Regions from separate parts of the Homo sapiens genome. Here region 2 is linked to region 1. Evidence: read pairs that join two places in POLR2A ChIA-PET (ENCODE). Cell type or tissue: endothelial cell of umbilical vein. All regions are shown on one strand.

Region 1 (2,500 bases):
CTGGGGTGTGTACTGAGCAGGTACACCCGCACAAGAGAGACGCACACAAGTGTTCGTAGCAGCTTTATTTGTAGTCGTTCAGAACTGGAAGTGGAATGCAGTACAGTGATGAAAATGAACAAATGCCTGCTGCACGGGACGGCATGGAGGCATCTCACAGACACGGTCGTGTGTGAAAGAAGCCACACAAAAGGATACACACTGTGCATTGTGTTCCCTTTATATAAAGTTTAAAAACAGGCAAACGTGATCTGTGCTGTCAGAAGTCACCTTTACCGAGGGGCAGGAGGGAATGTTGTTTCTTGGTCTGGGTGTGTTTTCCTGGTGATAACTCATCAGGCACATTTGCAGTGTGTCACTTTTCTCTATGTATGCTCAAAGTCACGTCTTTAAAAAGGCAGACGTCCCCTCTGTGTTCTCCCTGCCCTTCCTCCTGCCCTGGCCCAGCTGCTCGGTTCCTGGCCGTGTGGGGAGGTCCCTCCAGGGGTGGGGAGGCTCTGAATCTCTGTGGGAGGCGATGGTGGGCGGCAGCCCCTGGGAGGCTCATCCCCAGGGTGCAGGCAGGGTCCTGTTATTCCCTTCATAAGATTCCCAGCTGCCTAATTGAGGGAAGGGCTATTCAAAGAGGTGAAAACAGGGCCTCCAGAGCTGCTAATGAACTTCAGGTTCCCCAGGGCAATTTCCCACCTTGAGAGATCCCCCTTGAACCTGGTGCCGGCTACATAGGAGAGGAGATGGGACCTTGGGTGGGGCCCAGGAAGGGAGCTCTGCTTTAGTGGGCCCTTGAGGGGGCCCTGACCACAGACACTGGACCCCCCATTCTCTCCAGACCTGACCACAGACACTGGACCCCCCATTCTCTCCAGACCTGACCACAGACACTGGACCCCCCATTCTCTCCAGACCTGACCACAGACGTTGGACCCCCCATTCTCTCTGGACCAGCTGCAGAATGAGACACAATTGATGGCCCCCTCTTCCTCCAGGGCCCAGAGGAGGCAGCTGTAGGGTCAATGGTCTGCAGACCCTACCCAGGCTCTCCCCTCTGCCTCTGGGCACTGGAGGGCACAGCGCCCCTGTGCTGGCACCAGGGGCTGCCCTTCTTGGGTCCAAGAGGTGACCCCACCCTGGTCGGTGACCCCGGCCTCCTGTTTAGCCTCCCAGCCTGCAATGGGCTGTAATGGCCAGGGGCCGGGAGGGGCTAGCGGGGACTGCAGCTGGAAGCCCAGAAGCCCAGAAAGTGCTGCTTGCGGCAGGAGCACGTGCTGTCTGCTCCCCACCAGGGTGGGTGCTGGGCTCCCGGGCAGCAGGGCCTGGAGGGAGGGCATCCTGCTGCTGCTGCCTCTCACCATGGCAACGCTCCCTGCTGGGGCCTGCAGGTCGGGGTGGCAGGCCAGGCCGCCCTTCCCCCTGGCGGAGGGGCTGCATCCCTCCTGGGCCTCCCTGGTAGACTCAGGTCTGCCTCAGGCACACCCAGATACCGGGTTGGAGGGTGGGCTGTCGGGGCCGTGGCTGGCCCTGGTCTGTGGCCTGACCTGCAGGCATGTTTGCCCGCTGCCAGCCCAGCCCCAGCTTCTCTGATCTGGGGGGACATGAGCTGCTCCTCTAAGGGAGGCTCCAGAGGCAGGAGCTCCTCTGCTGCCATGGAGACTGTTTAATTCGCTGCCTCAAGGGCATGCTCAGTCCCCTGGGAGCCAGCCCCAAGGCATGGCCGCGGGGGTGGGCCTTGTCCTGGTGGCCGTCCAGGGGGCCCAGGTGGGCCAGCAGACGAGATGCTCCGTGACCGGAAAATGAATCCACACCTGCTCTGGGGCCAGGCCAGGGCTGAGGTCATCCTGTGACACTGGGGGCCAGAGAGCGGCCTTGGCCTTGCTCCCCACCCTGCCTCCAAGCCCCTGTCTGCCTCTGGGCTGCCAGCCTCCACCTGCCTGCGACGGTGGCCCCGGGGTGATGGCCTGGCTGTGCCCCATGCACAGGTGGTTCGTTAGGCACTCGGCGGCTATTATTAACCCAGCAGTGACGTCACCGGCAGCCAATGGGAGGCAGGTTTATTTCCAGGGCTGACAGCTTGATAGCGGTTAATTTTAGCTGCATCTTCTTTCCCGAGGCTCGTGAAACCCTAGCCAGCCAAAGAAGGGGTTGCCTGTGTCTCCCCAAACAGCTCAGGGATGGGTCCTGGGGGCTCTGGGAGGCGGCAAGGAGGGGCGGGGCCTGGGGGCTCTGGGAGGGGTCGAGGAGGGGCGGGGCCTGCCCCCAGGGAAGCCCTGATTGGCTGGTGCCCTCTTGACTCGCCATTTCCCCTCCCCCCACCCCCCCCAGGTTGTTGGTGAGGACGGCACTGTGACCAGGGACTCAGATGCAAGAAGAGGGGCCCAAGTCCTGACCTGGGGGAGGGCAGGGAAAGCACAGGCCACAGGCCCCCTTACTTGCTGCGTGTCCTTGGACAGGAATCTTGGCCTTTCTGTGCCCAGTTGCCTCACAGGTTCTCAAGGTCCTCCAG
Region 2 (2,500 bases), 580 kb before region 1:
GGGCTACGGCGGAGGTTCTTCCGACCAGAGAAGGCAGCAAGCAGGGGGTGTAGGGACCAAGAGGTGGGGGCTGGGCCTCGGCTGCAGGAGCTAAGGAGGGGCGGGGGCGTTAGCCGCCGCTGGGGCTGGCCGTGGCTCTGCCTCTGGCACAGCGAGCCCAGCCCTGGCTGGACAAGGTGGCAGCTGTAGGCTGGGGCCGGGAAGGGAGGAGCCAGCTGGGCTTTTGGACCCTCCCTCCTCTGTCACCTGCCCTCTAGGCTCTGCTCCCCACAACCATCTAGGCCTCGAAGGGCAAGAGCGAGCTGTCTGGTGGGAGACCCTGACTGTCGGGGACCGCAGACATAGGGGCACAACGAAGGTCCCCCAGGCGTCACCTAGAGCTCTCCATGTGGCAGGGCCTGAGATCAACCCAGTGGGGTCTCAGCATTTTCTCAATTCAAACAGAACAGTCCATCGGGTAGGAAAGATATTTCCTACAACTGAGTTGATCAGAAAGTCCTAGTTGACTGCAGGACTGAGCAGGATCAGCCGATGGCAGAGCTGCTGGGGACGTGCGCTTGGGAGAGGGAGAGCGCCTGGGCAAAGCTCAGAGGCTGGGGGTGCGGAACTCAAAACCGACTGCGGAGAGCCCAGCGGGCGGGAGCTGGGGCGCACGTTGGGGCCCTGCCGAGGGGCGGGCAGGGCCCGGTGCCAGCCCCGGCACCGACGGGACGCCCTCCTCCCTCCGCAGGGCGGGAGGATGCCGCCGCCAGCGAAGGAGGGCGGGCGCAAGGGCCCGCGGGAGCGAAGCGGGAAGAGCGCGCCAGGCACGGCGCAGGGTGAGGAGCGTGCCAAGGGGGCGCCCGCGACAGAGCCCCCCAAGCCGGGCTGGGCCCTGACGCCGCAGGGACTGGCGGCCATGCTCCCTGCGCAGCGCCACCGCCATCTGCTCTTCGGCGACCTGCTGGAGGACGTGGGCGCGGCGGCCTCCACCTTCCCGTGCGGGTCGGTGGAACCGGGGTACCGCATGCCCGACCCGCGCCCGTGGACGCAGTCGCTCGAGCTGCCCGCCGAGCGCCAGAACCGGCTCCTCGGCGTCCTCAAGGCAGCGGAGGCCCGCGGGCGAGTCCGCGCCCTGCGGCTGCGCTACACCCGCATGCGGGTGAGGCGAGGGGGTCGGAGGGCAGAGGGGGCGCACCGGGAGCGTTGAGCGGAGCCGGCCGGGGCGGGGCGGGGCGGGGCTCGGCGCGCGCTCAGCTACCCGGGCCCCGCAGGCCGAGGAGATCGCGCTGCTCATCCAGCGGCAGAAGTCCGCGCGCGCCGCCATCCGGCTGGAGCTGTTCCTGCCGCCGCAGCTGAAGCCCGCGCGGATCCCGGACCCCCTGGACCGCCAAGAGGTGCAGACAAGCCCCGGTAGGGGCGGGGAAAGGGGAGGGGCCCTGCCCGCCTCCGCACACGCCGGACCCCAGCCTCTCTCCCCGGCAGCGGAGGCGCGTGGAGACCATCCTGGAGGAGAACGTGGATGGCACCATCTTCCCGCGGTGACGGCGACTGAGAGTGTGCGACGCGCCCCAGCCTCCCACATAAAGTTATAATTCTCCGAAGGCTCGCTGGTCTTTTTGCTGCCACTCCCCAGGACCCCGAGGGAAGCGGGGAGTATGGACGCTGCCTCTCCCATGCACCTCACAGACATCAGGGTACAGAGAGTGGGGCCTCTCCCAAAAAAGTGGGGAGACGCAAGTGGGTGGGTGTGAAAGTAACAGGTCAGGGACACGCCTACCCCTAATCCCGATCTGCCCCCCACTGGCAACCTGGCGTTCTGTGGGTCTATGGGAGGCCCCCAGTCTTGGGGAGGACGGAGAAAGAGCCTGTTTCAGCAGAAGTCACCCCCAGATGTAAGGGTAGCCTCAGGCTGCAGTGGTCTCGAGTGCGAGTCATCCCACCAGGGGGCCAGGGAGAGGGCAGTGCTGTGGGCAGCGGAAGTGACCTAAGCTGGCCTTTGAAGAAGCAGCAGCTGTGCCCAAGAGGACCAAGAGACTGGGCAAGGGGAACCCCTGCGGCCCCCAGACAAAAATCCCACCCTCTGGCCTTCCTTTCCATCCTGAATAGCCTCCTGTGACCCCTTTAATGCCCCATGCCACACCCCCACACCCACCCCCCCACACACACACACCCCACACACACTCACGCATGCAGTACAAAAGGAAGCCACCCCTGTCCCATTCTGACAAACAGGCCCACGACCTACAAAATCCCTGGACTCTGAAAAGCCCCGAGGTTTCTGGGCAGACCTTACTTTTCTCCCCGACGTGAGCTCTTTGCAGACGCTGGGGCTTCCCTAGGCCCCCGCTTCCTTTTCCTCCCTCCCAGCCCCCTGCCCAGCAGGCTGCACAGAAGCGGGACCGCAGGAACTCAGACAAACCGCTCCTCCTGCTAGGGGGCTCCAGCTGACTGGAAGGAGGGGCAGAGGTCAGAACTGGGGTCCAGAAGGGATCCTGCTCCATGGCAGCCAGTGTTTCTC

The links. ChIA-PET counts read pairs that join two places held together with the same protein. Peaks named below come from ENCODE experiments on the same cell type or tissue, not always from the same donor. Only the 100,000 strongest peaks of a DNase experiment are listed, where the experiment ranks them.
Region 2: POLR2A ChIA-PET joins it to region 1 with 6 read pairs; 3 of 35 experiments call an interaction of 5 or more read pairs at or near these places.

The regions. Positions count from the first base shown.
Region 1 is chr20:63,501,757-63,504,256 of GRCh38, reverse strand. It overlaps LOC105372725 (a long non-coding RNA gene), which reads right to left and starts at 2,199. Exons shown (of 3, transcript XR_937004.3): 1 at 1,803-2,199. RefSeq lists enhancers at 1,432-1,937, 1,938-2,443. In endothelial cell of umbilical vein, no CTCF peak of the experiment used is centred here; no DNase peak of the experiment used is centred here.
Region 2 is chr20:64,082,459-64,084,958 of GRCh38, reverse strand. The region is part of intron 1 of OPRL1 (opioid related nociceptin receptor 1); the gene reads right to left. It overlaps LKAAEAR1 (LKAAEAR motif containing 1), which reads left to right and starts at 561. Exons shown (of 3, transcript NM_001353425.2): 1 at 561-1,141; 2 at 1,254-1,376; 3 at 1,465-1,583. The coding sequence starts at 740. The coding sequence ends at 1,524. RefSeq lists silencers at 1,149-1,228, 1,409-1,468. In endothelial cell of umbilical vein, a CTCF peak has its summit at 1,316; a DNase peak (open chromatin) is centred at 1,298; H3K4me3 peaks cover 730 bases; H3K27me3 peaks cover 558 bases.